Linked DNA regions of Homo sapiens: all the other regions are linked to region 2. The links are chromatin contacts, found by Hi-C or POLR2A ChIA-PET in ENCODE. All regions are on one chromosome and are shown on one strand. The core of a region is the stretch at or near the end of the contact, and the rest is flanking DNA. Distances in the headings are between cores, read along the strand shown.

Region 1 (2,700 bases), core at 33-2,532, 7.9 Mb after region 2:
CCCACAACGCGCCCCATTCCATAATCCGTGTTCGCCCCTCTAAGCCCACTAAACCAACCTGCTGGATAACAGCTCTATGCATTCGTCTTAGGCAAAAAAAGAAAAAAAAAAAAGCGACTGCAGCAAGGTCGGGAGTCCCACCATTCCTGTCACCCTAAACAATCCACAGGGTGAGAGCCCCAAGCCCAGAAGTTTGAGGCAAAACGATTCAGATCCAACCAAAAAGAGGGAATTGCAGTTGAATGGGGATGGGAGGTGGGGAGGGCGATGCGTATGCGTGTATATGTGTGTGTGTGTGTAAGGAAGAGTCCATCACATGACAGTGAAAGAGGACCAGAGTCGTCGGGGCGTCCGCAAGCAGACGGGGGGGAGGGTGTCGTTGCCGTGGCAACACCCCCCATCCGTCCAGACTTCCAAAGAGGGAGGAAGAACTTCAAATCCCAACCGTCAGCGCTCAAGCGGCTCCTTCTTAAAGGGGTACACACAGCGCCGCCGCCGAGCGCGAGAGGGCAGAGTTGGGCGCCCCCCGCCCCTCGGACGACGCCCCCGCCGCCCCTCGCCCCCAGCCGGCCCATCAGCGGCCCCCGCCCTGCGAGTGCCCGTGGGTCTCCAGGTCCAGGTCCCCGGGAACTGGCCGCGTCTGCTCACCCGGCCCCCGGCGGCGACAAGGGGGTGTGTGTGCGCTCGGCGGGGGCGCGGACCAGCCCGCCTTCCTCCGGCCGCCCTGCCCGCCGGCTCTCCTCCGCCAGGGCGCCGACCCACCGGGCCGCTTCCTCCGTCCTGTCAGGGTGGACGGCGGGCGACGGCGGGCAGCGACGGGCGCCGAGGAGTTTCGGGGAGAGAGCGAGCGGGCGGCTTCCGCGGGGGCTCAGCAAGCGGGTCCAAACTAACAGTTCCCGGGGAGCCCAAGAGCTGGGAAGGCGAAGGAGCGCGGACCGCGCCGGGCCAGCAGCCCGCAAGACAAAAGGCGAGCGCCGGGGCCGCCGCGCCGCGCCGCTCCCATCTCGCTCCCCCACCGAACTAACCCGAACGGGAGATTCAACTAAACCCCTCAGCCACAAACTCCTCGGGCTGCGACAGCGGTCGCCGCGCGGAGCCCGGGGCCCCGGCCCGCGTCTCTCTTACCTACACAGTGCATGAGGCGGTGGCGCCAAGAGTCGAGTTCCCGCCGGAATCCTCTTCTCTCCGCCGCGCACCGAGGGCTCCGGCACTGAGCGGCGGCGGCGGCGGCGGCAGCAGCGGCGGCGGCAGCGGCCATTCTCTCTCTTCCCTTGTCCATCTGCGTCCCGCGTCACGCGCCCTCATTTACATACGAGCAGCGCAGGCACGAGGCAGGGGCGCGAGCCCTCGGCGCGAGCCCCGGAGCGCGCGCCCCCCGGAGGGGGGTTGATTGACACGTGTCACTACCTTCCCTCTGCCCTGCCCTCCCCCTCCCACCGCTCCCTCAGGGAGAGGCGGGGAGGGAGCCAGAGGAGAAGGAAGCAACCTGCCGCTTCCGCTGACCCCGCCTCCCCACCCACTACCCTCCTCCCCCTCCCGCTGGAGTTTACTCAGGCGAGCCATACCGCTCCCGCCGCCCGCGAAAACCCTGAGCGGGAGCGAGAGACCCGGAGCCCAGCCAGGAACCGGCGTGCTAGTGGAGCGGACTAGCAACGCCTACTTTCTGCCTTCACTACGGGACTCCGACAGTCCGGAGACTTCACTTCCCAGGCTCCATTTCGCCAGGATCCCGAAGCTGAACTTGGCGCCGTGGCGCGTTGCTTGCCGGTCATTGTAGTCCAGAAGAAAGGATTTTTTTTGTTTGTTTGTTTTTCTTCCCCCCCGCACTTGGGTATGCAGGCTGGCCTGCAACTTCTCTGCGCCGCGCCGCTGGGGGGCTGAGTCTGTCGCTCCCTGCGCCCGGAACCATGCGCTGCCCGGTGGCCGGGTCTGACCCGACTGCTTTAGCTTCCTTAGGCTCCGCGATAGAAGGGTGGTGGAAGCCGCAAGAGTTGTCGGCTCCTTGTGGGTTCAGGCTGCGCTTTGCGTTTTAAGTGCTGGAAACTTTCCGGGGTCGCTGTCTTCCTGTCACTCCGCAGGGAAAGGGCAAGCCGGTCATTCGGCTACATCTGGAATAACTGCCAAACGTCCAGAGAGAGATCCCGGAGTGACTTCGGTATTCAAGGCGAAGAGATCTCGGAAAGCCAGAATATTTGCAAGGACTAGGAAAAAGATGCGGGTTTTTTTCACTGAAAATTACTTGCAGGGGACTGGGTGTAGCCGGCTGAAAACTGCAGAAGGAAAATTTTCTTTATAAGCTCCTGGAGGGCAGCGACCCACTGAGATCTCTGTACCGTGACATCTGTCACTCGCTAGACCCTAGTACAGTGCGTGACACGGGATTAAGCACTTTACAAAGGTTAATGGAATGAATTCTACCACGTGCTAGAGAAAATAACTTCTTCAGAGAGAGCTAGAGAGGAATCTTACGTTTAAATACAGACTCCAATCACAGTTTTTACTTTTGCACCAGAGCGATTGTGCGTTTGTTTCCGTATAAGTGCAGTTTATCAAGCCGAAGCTAAGCTACCCAACGTTTGCTAAGAAGTACTGTGTATTTCTGGAAATTTATTCACAAGTCTGTGGGAAATATGTTTAATTCTTCTTGGAAATCTCATAAACTCTGAATTCAGTACCACCTTCCCTGTTTTGTGGCTTATC
Region 2 (2,704 bases), core at 161-2,660:
GAGAATGATTCATGGGAAAACACTGCTTCCTGTTTTTGCTTTGGGGCTTAGATCCATGGTGGCAGATCTGGCTGGCCCAGAGGCCCGGGTGTTTTTCCGGGCTCTGCCATACTGGAAGACCAGGGTATTAACAGCGAGTTAGCTGAGTGCCATTCCATTCAGCAAGGGCTCAAAGTGCACCAGGCACCGCTGGGCTTGAGGGACGCCAGCAGCTCATTCATTCCATCTGCCCAGCCAGCAGGCGAAGCGAGAGTGGTCATCATCTCATCATCTGTTTTACAGACGAGAAAACTGGGGCTCAGAGATGCCCAAATCGCCAATCTTCTCAAGGTCACGCAGCGGCCGACCGGGTCAGTCTGATCCCTCAAATCCGGAGCCCTTGCTTTTAAGGAATGAACTAATCTAATCTCCCATCCACGTACTAACCAGGCCTGACCGTGCTTAGCTTCCAAGATCAGAGGCGATCCGGCGCTTTCAGGGTGCTATGACCGTAGACAGAAACGAACTAAGACTCAGTTTCCTCATCAAGAAGGAGCAGACAAGGACCTGGGTGAATCTGAGGCCGGCTTCCGGGGCTCCGAGGTGTGGCTCCCGGTAGAGGGGGCGTGGCGCCCTCACCCTCCCCGGGCCAATGGGCAGGAGGTGAGAAGTGGAGAGGAAGGCGAATTATCCCATCCCAAGGTGGCTCCGGAGCAGAACCGCGCCCGGGGTAGGGGGTACTCACGTCGATGTTCCTTAGGATGACGCACTTTCCATTGGTGTACAGAAAATTGTTGCCCTTAGGGTCGCCGCCGATGATCTTGGAGACGCCCCTCTCCACCTGCGGGAGGCTGGCGAACACCTTCTCTGCGGAGACACAAATGCGGCGGGGCATGTCAGGGCAGGGCGGGGACGGCGGGGACAGAAGGGAGAAGGAGCCCCGGACCGGTCTCGGCCGGTCACCTGTTGACTGCGCCGGGAGGGCGGCCTCCACTTTCCACGAGCGCCAGGAACCGCGCGACTTCCTGGTCCGCGCCCCGGGCCAGGCCCTTGGGGGCAGCGGGGCTCCTCCGGCTCGGCCCACGGCGCCAACTTGGGGGCGCACCCCCCGTCGGGGGTCCCGCCCTGCACCACCGAGGGCGGCCCCGCCACGCCTCCGGCCGGCGCCCGCACCCCTCCCCCGCGCCGAGGACTCCCCCGCCACCCGCACGGCGCCTAGGGGCCGGGGACCGGGGCCGGGGCAGCGCGGCGGCCGCTCGGGGGCCCCGCGCCGCGGCACTTACTGATCTCGTACGGCATCCTCGCCCACTTGTTACCGCGCCGCGCTCGCCGAGAGCCTCCGGGGCCGGCCCGCGCTGCGAATTACACCTCGCCGAGGCCGAGCCCGGGGACTGGAGCCGGAAGGCGGCACCGGGCGTGCCGGGAGTGGAGTGGGCGGTCCGAGGCCGGGGCTCAGAGGCCAGCTCGCGCCTGCCCTGCGCGCTGTGGTTGCGGACGCCCCGAACCCGGAAGCGCGGTCCCGCGCGCGGCTCGCCCCCAGCTTTGACCATATATAGTCAAGCGCTCGGCTCGGCGGCTGCGGTCCCGGCGAGCCTGCGCGGACCTGGCGCTCCCCTCCCCCGCCGGCCCCGGCCCCGCCTCCGCCTTGCTCGCCCCGCCCCGGAAGTGACGTATAGCACGCCCCGCGGGCCCTTGAAAAGGCGGCGCAGACAAGCAGCCGCGTCAGAATGCTTCTGGGAGTCGGGGGGTGGGTGCCTTTCTGTTGCTAGCTTGTAGGAGAAGCTGGGCTGTAGGAAGTTTATTTGCGGGGGGGTCTTAAAGACGCTGAAAGTACTGGCGGGCTTTGGTGGGGGTCTGGAAAAACCTCTCTGTACCTGTGACCGCGTTGCGTGGCGGGCGCTCCCCGGCCTCTCCTTTTTGACCGGTCCCGGGCGTTGCCCAGCCGCCAGTCCTCCTGCTCGGGTTTTGTAAGCAGGAGAGGGATGCTTTTTACGTCTTCTTAAAGTACGGTTAAGTGCCCTTGCTTGAAGTAGTTGCTGGCAACAAGAACGTAGGGGTTACTCTTTGTTGGGCCTGAACTCGTGCTTTTTCTCTCAAAAGTTGAGCTTTTGAAAGGCAAAAAAGGCGTGGGGGATGGGGGAGCTGTCGGTCTTAAGGAAGTTAAAGGTTATTTCCTAAACAAAACAAGTCTCACTCCTAAAACCAGGGTAGTGGCTCAGTTGTGGCGGGAGAGCAGGGGCTGTAAAGTGTCCAAGTTTCTAGTCTCATCTTTCAGTAGGATGGGTACAAGCTTTCCCCTTGGGGCTCTGGGGGCTGGGAGGGTTGTAAAAGTGGGAGAAAGCAAAGTATTTGGCGGGGTGCGGGCGGGTAGCTGAATGTTGTTGTAAGTGGAAGAGGAATGCTGTTGGCGTCTTTCTCTAAGCACGGTTAAGTGCTTTTTCTTGAAGTAGTTACTGGCAACAAGAACGTAAGGGTTACTCTTTGTTAGGCCTGAACTCGTGCTTTTTCTCAAAAGTTTAGCTTTTGAAAGGCAAAAGTGGGGGTGGGGGCGCTGCTGCTTTTAAGGAAGTTAAAGGTTATTTCCTAAGAAAGCAAAACAAGCCCCACTTGTAAAACCCGGGTAGTGGCTCAGCTGGAGAGCAGGCGCTGTGAAGTGTACAAGTTTCTAGTCTCATCTTTCAGTAGAATGGGTACAAGCTTTCCCTCGGGGCTCTGGGGGTGGGAG
Region 3 (2,700 bases), core at 132-2,631, 5.5 Mb after region 2:
GTTTCCAACTCATGTGAACTGGGTGTTTCTAAATTTTCAGAATGGAGGGAGGGAGAAGATGGAGTGCTAAGATTTGAAATTCAACGTCACTGCTTTAAATTGCTGGTCTTGAGTGTGGCCTAACAGTGAATACCCTGGGCATCCTCCAATCGCCTGGCTGAGCTATGAAACACCCCTCTTTTCTGTAGACAATGGTTCTGCATAATGCTATGCAATTTCTGAGAATTCCTAAAAGTTGATTTCTATGCTTAAACAGTAGTCATTTGAATGCTTTATTTAGTTGGATCATTTCCACAAGAAACGGGACTGCCTGAGGTTTGCAGATATCCATGACTTTCCCCAACATAAACTGACAAATACGTGGAATGTTAATATTGTTTTAAAATCACTAGCAAAGGGCCCTGAACCATCTCCACAAAAGTGCCTCTTCAGCTTATGCTGCACCAATTATGGGCCCAAAATGGTTCTCACAGTTAAACCAACTTTTCCTGAGGCCCCCTTTATTCGAGCTCATATAAAGAAATCCAAGAGAGAATTGCTGTCTTATAACAAAATCTACATCCAGTAAGTGTTCAGGGCAATAAAAGTTGCAAGGAAAACGATAACGACACATGAAGAGTGAAGGTTCTTCAGTTCTAAACTTGGCTTTTCTCCCAAATCAAACCAGTGAAGAAAGCCGGGGGTAAAAGGAACCGGGTAGCTGGGAGACGCTGCAGTTCCAGCCAGGAAGCCAGCGAGAGGTGCAGAGGATGGGTGGGTGTCTGCACGGAGAGCCCCGAACAGGCCCGGGGGAGTGACGGGGGACGGGAACAACTACTCGGTGCAGATGGGAGTCCACCGCAGGTGGCCGGCCGGGGCACCCAGGGCTTCGAGGAGGTAGGGCCGCTCTCCTTAGAGGCAGCAGCGGGAGTCCCAGCGCGGCGGTGGGGCCGGCCCGAGGGCGGCCAGTGACGCCGGTAGCGCCCCTCCTCAGCCGCCAGGCCCTCGGCAGGGGACGCCGCCCGCCCCGAGAGCACGTCCGAGGCGGCGGCCAGGCCGGCTCTGCGAAGGCCTCGCAGCGGGCGGGCAGGCTGCGGGAGCGGGCGGCGCTGACAGCTGCGCAGGCGGCTACTCGCGCGGCGACGGCACGGGGCTGCGGGCGCGGCGCAGGCCAGGCCGCCCCAAGAACCCAGCCCGCTCCCCATCGCCGCCCGCACCGCCCACAGCGGGAGGCTCAGCGCTCCGTTACCTTGTCGCAGTAGAGCCCCACCAGCTGCTTCATCCGCCAGTGTGGGGCGGTGAAGACGTCCACTTCTTCAGGAAAGGGCGCCATCGCCACTGCCTCAGCCTCCGCCTCAGCAGCCGCGGCCGCCGCCTCTCCATAGACACCCTCGCCGCGGGGCAGAGGCGGCGCGCCCCCTTGCGCATGCGCCCGCCCCGTCGGCGCGCGCGCCCGGTCGGCTTGGCCGGCGGGGACGCGGGGGCGCGCAGGCCGCCGCCATGCGATCCCTGCGGCCCACGTGACCGGGCGCGCGCAGAGGCTCGCGGCTTCTGCCTCCCGCCCCCACTCTTTTCGTTTTTTGTCGTCTTCATAAGCCGCAGAAGGAACCCAAACCTTTTCCCTGTTTCTTTCACTACATGAAAGCACAGTAGCTGAGGGTAGGGGAAAGTCGTTGCAGTGGCGCTCTCGGCGCTTCTCCCGTTGCTGCCCTGCCCACCACGGCCTTGAGGAGAGGCAGCCAAGCACAATGGCCGCGGTCAGGGCCGCGAGCTCTGCTTGTGCCCACGCCCCGACGCCTGCTTGGCCTGGGTGACCAATGCTTCTGGCCAGGACCTCCGGAGCTGCCCTTCGCCTCCCTGCGATTGGCCCGTGCCAGATTTTTCCTGGGGCCGAGCGCAGACCACCCCGGCCGCCACTCAAAGGCCGGGCCTGGCTCCCACCCAGCGGTTGGTGAACCAGAGCTGCGGGCTCTGAGAGCTTCGGTCCCGGGCGGCAGCCCACAGCGGGCGCGGGGCCTGGGTGCGAGGGGCGGGGCAGAGACCGCGAGAGAGAGTTCTCGTGAAATTCGGGAGACTCAACGTGGGGGAAAAACAGTATCTGGGGATCCAGGTGCGGAAATGCACCTCAAGTGCAGGAACGCGGGTCAGGGATAGGCCCGACGGGCCTTGGGGGTGGGGAGAAGGGTGAATAATGGAAGGTTGGTGCGGGAAAGAACCTTGGTACAAATCCCGCCATTTTAAGCGGAGGTTCGGAGAGAAAACAAGGTCACTAACCCAGGAAAATGTCTGCCTCTTTCCCATAAATCGCCTGGCCCTGGCCACAGACCTCCTGGAGACTCTGTTCTCTGCTCACGCCGGTCAGTCTTAGATTGGTTGGCTGGAGTACTGCTGGACAGATAGAGAAATAGGAGAAAACAGGGAAGCCTGAGAACCTTGGGAGGAATTGTTATTTGCTTAATGGCCAGAACCTCCAGGAGGGCAAGAACCAGATATGCTGTGTTCACCCTTGTTCTCTATTATCTATCACAGTTGCAAGACAACATGGGGATCAGTAAATAGTCAACAAATAATGGAGTAGAAGAAGGTGAGAAAGAACTTTGCAGTGGAATGCACCCTATTTAGTTCTAATCTTATATTACTATATGCTATTATAGACAGTGTGAACAGTGGTTAAACCACAGACTCTGGAAGTTAAGATTCCTGGTTTTGCCAGACACTAGC
Region 4 (2,700 bases), core at 106-2,605, 6.1 Mb after region 2:
TGAGAATTTTTAAGTGGTTAATTGAAAAAGACCAAACAAGACCGTCTGTAATTTTCCAAAAATATAGACTGCTTCAAATAGAACCTACGTCCAGTTCTGGGAATCAGCAAATCAATTAGAATCGCATCTGATCAACTTTATGCCCCTTAAGTAGTTTTAAAATTTCAGTACTCAAGTACAATCAATGATGTAATCAGCCTCACAACTTAGTTATTTGCATGAACTTCAGGAAATAACGGCTAACACAGCCCCTTTTGGACAACAGAAGTAATTTTTTAGTTGGAAGAAATTTAATGGAGTTATGGTTCAGTTGCTGTTTACAGCTTGAGAATTAAAACGTTGGGTTCACTCTATATTCAAGAAGACATCCATCTCAAAACCTTTTTTCATTTAAAACTAATCTGTAACTGCAATATGAATACAAATGCAAGTTTTAAAAATTCTTTTAAAATGAGAATAAAAACCTACAGCTTATAGAAACTGTAACATTGTAACAATACGTTTAAAACTGGTCATTGAATGTAGGATTCATAAGTACACATTTTCTCATCTAGTAATTTTTTTGGCATAAGTTTCAGTTCAGGAAAAGTTCAGATGCAACATTTTATGGAGTGTTAAATATTTCTGTACTGGGCAAAACTACTGAACTTCATGGTCACTACCACACCGTCAGCTGTCTGTGAAAAATCTACTTGCAGGGCAAGTTAACAGGTTTCTATGGCTCAAGTTTGCTTAAAATACAGAACAAAAAAAGTCACCTTGGCATGAATATAATTAAGAAATCAGCCGTGTGCTTCTCACGTTTGGGCTCCGAGACGTGGGAGATGCCCGCTAACCTAAGACCTTCCGAGGGCGATGCAAGGACCCGGACAGAACTTTCCCGGCCGCAGACCCCTTCTAGGGCACACCTGGCCTGGCGCGGCCGCGGGGGCCTCGGGGCTGCGCGCGCAACCCGCCCGAGGAACTGTCAACGGCCGCGGAGCCTCGGCAGCCTCGGCGGCTCCGCGCGCCCACAGCCTGGGGAGCCCCGGGAGGCAACGGCAGCCGCGCGGCTCGGGGGCCGGGGTTCCAAGGCGCCCCCGCCGCCCTCGGTCCCCAGTCCGCCCCTCGGAGCCCGCCACGGCCTAGCGCCGCCCGCCTCACCTGTGCGGCCCCGGCGCCTCTCCCGCCGCCGGTCGCTCTCGTAGAAGCCCAGCGTCTCTGTGAGCTGAGGCGCCGGCGGGGGCCCCTGTCCGCCGCTGCCGCCCGGCTGCTCCGCCTCGCCGCGGCCGTCCCGCTGCGGGCCGTCCACGCCGCCACCGCCGCCTTCTCCCGGAGCGGCCGCGTCGCCGACGCCCGCCATGTTCCGAGCACAACAAACTGTCCCCGCCGCCTCCCTCCAGCCTCTGCCTCCGGCCGGCCCCCTCCCCGCCTCGCCCCGCCCCTCGCCGGAGCCCGAGCCGCCGCCGCCGCCGCCGCCATCCGCGGCCCGCCGACCGGCGCGAGCCATTGGCGTCAGCGACGCGTGTGAGGCCGCTGCCGCCGCCGCCGCCGCCACGGTAGCCGCCATCTTCTTCCTGCCCTCGCCGTGGCGGGCGACGGTTTCTCGCGCCGTGGCTGGCTCGGCCGGCCGGGGCACCGCGCCGGGCTCCATGCAGCCGGGCTGCGCGGTCCCGCAGAGCGGGCGCCTCCGGGGCTCGAGTCGGGGACCCGGCAGGAGCGGGCCGGGGATGGCGGCGGCGGGCGGCGGGTCGGCCGTGGAGCCCCGGAGAGGCGGCCGCCACCACCGCTGCCCGCAGTCTGCGAGGTGTCCGGCGGTCCGCTCAGGGCCTCTTTTGCAGACTCGGTGCCCGGAGTGCGCCGGCGCCGCCCGCCAGGTCTTGGCACTGCTGGCGCGGCCGCGGCGGCGGGGGCCCGGCTCCAGATCACCGACCCCCACGAGCGCCGGCCCTGCCTGCCCGCTATTTTGGTTCCATCTCTTCTGCATATTTATGCTTGCCTGTTACATTCCCTGGCCTCTGAGTGTCCTTTGGCAGTTTCCAAAGCATTTGGGCAAGAAGGAGCTTGGGCAGCTTCACAACAGGTGGGGACGCGCAGGGGAGGGGCCGCGGCCGGACCGGCAGAGTTTCAAGGGCTGGCGCGCCGGCGGACTTTCCACACTGTCTTTCGGGACTGGGGTTAGGAGACAGCCCTTGGCCACCACTGTGTCCTTACTTTGTCGCTTTACTTGGGGCTGGACCTCCCCTTTCCAGCTCTGGCGTGTGACCCCGCAACGAGCGTGGTGTCGAGACCACCACCAGCTGGGGCGGTGGGAGCGAAGGTGCCCCAGGCTCGGGGAAGGTGGAAACCTTTTCCCCGCTCCCCAAGTGATTGTTGCGCGCTCCGGTGAGGGGACAGTGGTACCTCGATTTCCCGTGTGCCAGCTTCGGGACTCAGCTGTGCTTTTGTGTCTCTTTGATTAGCAAAAGCAAAACGAATTCCTCCCCGAACACTAAGCTTCCTGGAAACTTCCCTAGACCTAAACTTGAGAACCGCATATAAATGGGCCTTGAGGGTTCTGTCGTCAGTAGCGGGTTACGTGATTGCAAACGAGCAAGTTTAAAACGGAGTGGGCTTTGGGCTGCAGAGCCGCCTGGCATTCTGACAGCTGAGCAGGAGGCAGAGGTGAGAGTCCAAGATGGACTAAAAATGTCCCAGCAGCTGGGAGCCCAACCTCGGCCC
Region 5 (2,700 bases), core at 15-2,514, 5.7 Mb after region 2:
ACAACACACACTGGGGCCTGTTGGGGAGAGTGGAGGGAGGGAGAGCATCAGAAAGAATAGCTAAAACATGAGGGGCTTAATACCTAAGCAATGGATTGATAGGTGCAGCAAACCACCATGGCACACATTTACCTATGTAACAACTCTGCACGTCCTGTACATGTATCCCAGAACTTAAAACAAAATAAAAAAGATAAAAAATAAATAAAACACACAGTCCAAAAAGTCATCCTGTCTTACAGAGCTATGGGTGATCTGGTCTCCTGCTACTTTCCGAACTTCTGTTCTGTTTCCCTCAACCCTCTAGCCTAACTACAATTGGCCTCCTTGCTGCTCTGGAACAGGCCAAGAGCTTTTCTGCCTCAGAGTCTTTGCACCTGCCATTTCCTCTGCTTGGGAAATGTTTGCCCCAAGGGAGTTGGGTGACTTGATCGCTCACATTACTTAGGTCTCTGCTTGAATGTCACAGATGTTCTCTTAATAAAGAAGAGGCAAGAAAAGCCACTTTATTATTTATTAAACTCCCGCATAGAGTGCAGTATTATTACTGTGTGCCAGACCCTGCTTCAAACACATTCCATGGACTATAAAATTGCATCTCTGAGCAGCTCCTAGAGCTGGTAGTAACAACTTACATTTACTGGGTGATTACCATGTGCCAGGTATTGTGCTAAACACGTTGTAGATATTAACTCACTTAATCCTCGTAACAATCCCATGAAGTAGGTACTGCTACTATCCCGGCTTTACATCTGAAGTACAGAGAGGTTAAGTAACTTGCCCCATGTCATCCAGCAAGAACTAAATTTGAACCCAGAGCTTAGCCACTGATGCCTCTTGAGAGAAGGAGTCAGACTTAAGTTGAGTCTTTAAAGGTGGTTGACCAGGCATTTGTCAGAGTTAAGAAAGAGAGGTAGGACATCCTTTTCCAGGCAGAGGGCATTGTGTGCACACACGTATAGAAGCAGGCAGCCCACCCTCATGCTTTCCAGGAAGCAAATGTGGCTCAGGTGTAAAGTGCCCGGTTGATGAAGGGAGTTAGCGGAGGGAGTATAAGGATGTACTGTCTGCCCCCTTAGGACACCTGCAGAGGATTAAGGTGGCTGTTTCTCCCTGGAGGTGGAGTGGGTGGGTCACTGCACAGGAGCCTATAGTTGTTGGTCTTTTAAACTCTTATTGGTGTAACCAGCCACGGAACTCTGAGGCAAGGGGTTGGGGGTGGGAAGGGAAACAGAGAAAAGGCAAGTGAAACAGAAGGGGAGGTGCAGTTTCAGAACCCAGCCAGCCTCTCTCTTGCTGCCTAGCCTCCTGCCGGCCTCATCTTCGCCCAGCCAACCCCGCCTGGAGCCCTATGGCCAACTGCGAGTTCAGCCCGGTGTCCGGGGACAAACCCTGCTGCCGGCTCTCTAGGAGAGCCCAACTCTGTCTTGGCGTCAGTATCCTGGTCCTGATCCTCGTCGTGGTGCTCGCGGTGGTCGTCCCGAGGTGGCGCCAGCAGTGGAGCGGTCCGGGCACCACCAAGCGCTTTCCCGAGACCGTCCTGGCGCGATGCGTCAAGTACACTGAAATTCATCCTGAGATGAGGTGGGTTGGCGACTAAGGCGCACCGGTGGGCACTGCGGGGACAGCAGGGCCCCGCGCGCAGGGAAGCCGCCCGGATCGCCCGGAACCGGGCATCTTCCGTGGCGGGTCAGCCGAGAGCCCGCCGGGTGGTGCTGAGTAGGGAGTCCCGGGCTCGGGGCTCCGCGGGCCGCTTTCAGGAGCAGCTGGCCTTGGCACCGAGCGTGCCCGCGGGAGGCGGGGGGGGGCGCTGCTCGGTGGCTCTGCTGCGTAGCCGGTGAACACTTGGCACCGATGCCCGCCTTCTGGGCAAGGTGCCCTGAGCCCAGCCCCTCGCCGGGCTGCAGCCCACCCTCGGCGCGCTCAGCCCGCTTCACCGCTTCAGGGACGGAATAGAACTCGCAGATGCAGGGTGTCGCTGACATTTTCAACTTTTTCTGCGGTTTCCGCCCGCTGTCTCTGACCCGAAAGTGCCCCCGGACGGTTACAGAGGACACTTAAGTGGTTTGCAAAGCCTGTGGTAGGGGAGGAGGGTGTAGAAGGGCCAAACCACGGAACTTAGTTTTATTCATTTATATAAAGCAGCACTCCGATTCTTTTTGCGCGGCCTGAAATGCATGTGACCAGAGAAGTAATTAACAAAACAATGTCAACTTCTAAAACCGAGACATTACTTAGATGATAAGGCGCAGCAACTCGGTGAATCTGTACAAACCTTGGAAAAAAAACACATTAGTCTATGGGACCTTCCAGTTTTCTCATGCTCCTTTCCAGCTACTAACCTCTCCTAAAGGGAACAACCACTTTTTGGATTTGATTCCCAGGCCTCGCTTTCACCGGGAAATTATCGTTGCTTGTAAAACAGAAGAAGCCGGGAAGGCAGGCAGGGGGAGCTGCTACTTTACACTCTGTGCTTTGGGATAGCAAAATCCCGCATTTAAGCAATCCGAGGAAACGAGCAAATAGACCTCCCTCGCCTCTCCGAGCACACTCAACAGTTCCGGTTGCAAAATGTTTGCCTCCTGGGCTTCCCAGCGTCCCGTTAGTTGTTCTATTTACACATAATTAGATACTTAATGGAGAGAGAAACTAGAAGTTGAGGCGTTCCTCCAGGCTGTATTGTAAAGTATGAAGTGAAAT

What was found. A loop is a pair of places that touch in the nucleus more often than their neighbours do. ChIA-PET counts read pairs that join two places held with the same protein, here RNA polymerase II (POLR2A). Pooled maps may share reads with other maps.
Region 1: a loop to region 2 is called in a map of B cell, with 35 times the contacts of the local background. The contact joins the promoter of LCORL here to the promoter of WDR1 in region 2. A Hi-C loop is called at or near these places in 4 of 168 maps with a recorded cell type or tissue (B cell, CD4-positive, alpha-beta memory T cell and naive thymus-derived CD4-positive, alpha-beta T cell), 2 of 37 single-sample maps with no recorded cell type and 13 of 50 pooled maps. POLR2A ChIA-PET finds 5 or more read pairs at or near these places in 1 of 52 experiments (B cell).
Region 3: a loop to region 2 is called in a map of B cell, with 10 times the contacts of the local background. The contact joins the promoter of FBXL5 here to the promoter of WDR1 in region 2. A Hi-C loop is called at or near these places in 2 of 168 maps with a recorded cell type or tissue (B cell and CD8-positive, alpha-beta T cell), 3 of 37 single-sample maps with no recorded cell type and 14 of 50 pooled maps.
Region 4: a loop to region 2 is called in a map of naive thymus-derived CD4-positive, alpha-beta T cell, with 9 times the contacts of the local background. The contact joins the promoter of TAPT1 here to the promoter of WDR1 in region 2. A Hi-C loop is called at or near these places in 2 of 168 maps with a recorded cell type or tissue (both naive thymus-derived CD4-positive, alpha-beta T cell), 3 of 37 single-sample maps with no recorded cell type and 15 of 50 pooled maps. POLR2A ChIA-PET finds 5 or more read pairs at or near these places in 1 of 52 experiments (HEK293T).
Region 5: a loop to region 2 is called in a map with no recorded cell type, with 9 times the contacts of the local background. The contact joins the promoter of CD38 here to the promoter of WDR1 in region 2. A Hi-C loop is called at or near these places in 4 of 37 single-sample maps with no recorded cell type and 4 of 50 pooled maps. POLR2A ChIA-PET finds 5 or more read pairs at or near these places in 1 of 52 experiments (B cell).

What each region holds. Positions count from the first base shown.
Region 1 is chr4:18,020,473-18,023,172 of GRCh38, forward strand. LCORL (ligand dependent nuclear receptor corepressor like) reads right to left here and starts at 1,283. Exons shown (of 8, transcript NM_001394446.1): 1 at 1,126-1,283. The coding sequence starts at 1,279. RefSeq lists silencers at 495-824, 1,145-1,604 and an enhancer at 1,655-1,914.
Region 2 is chr4:10,115,389-10,118,092 of GRCh38, forward strand. WDR1 (WD repeat domain 1) reads right to left here and starts at 1,411. Exons shown (of 15, transcript NM_017491.5): 1 at 1,263-1,411; 2 at 725-846. The coding sequence starts at 1,278. LOC124900666 (a long non-coding RNA gene) reads left to right here and starts at 1,701. Exons shown (of 2, transcript XR_007058030.1): 1 at 1,701-2,704. It also overlaps the pseudogene RNA5SP155. RefSeq lists enhancers at 268-1,072, 723-872, 2,643-2,704 and silencers at 953-1,102, 1,183-1,592, 1,603-1,722.
Region 3 is chr4:15,653,976-15,656,675 of GRCh38, forward strand. It overlaps FBXL5 (F-box and leucine rich repeat protein 5), which reads right to left and starts at 1,382. Exons shown (of 11, transcript NM_012161.4): 1 at 1,229-1,382. The coding sequence starts at 1,312. It also overlaps a transcript of FAM200B not described here. RefSeq lists silencers at 817-1,036, 1,067-1,136, 1,275-1,452, 1,377-1,486 and an enhancer at 1,787-1,906.
Region 4 is chr4:16,225,116-16,227,815 of GRCh38, forward strand. TAPT1 (transmembrane anterior posterior transformation 1) reads right to left here and starts at 1,356. Exons shown (of 14, transcript NM_153365.3): 1 at 1,144-1,356. The coding sequence starts at 1,342. It overlaps TAPT1-AS1 (TAPT1 antisense RNA 1), which reads left to right and starts at 1,548. Exons shown (of 3, transcript NR_027697.1): 1 at 1,548-2,062. RefSeq lists silencers at 909-1,288, 1,399-1,448, 1,459-1,558, 1,569-1,638, 1,699-1,898 and an enhancer at 2,409-2,468.
Region 5 is chr4:15,777,064-15,779,763 of GRCh38, forward strand. CD38 (CD38 molecule) reads left to right here and starts at 1,265. Exons shown (of 8, transcript NM_001775.4): 1 at 1,265-1,584. The coding sequence starts at 1,352. RefSeq lists enhancers at 1,050-1,692, 1,104-1,603 and silencers at 1,734-1,783, 1,974-2,023.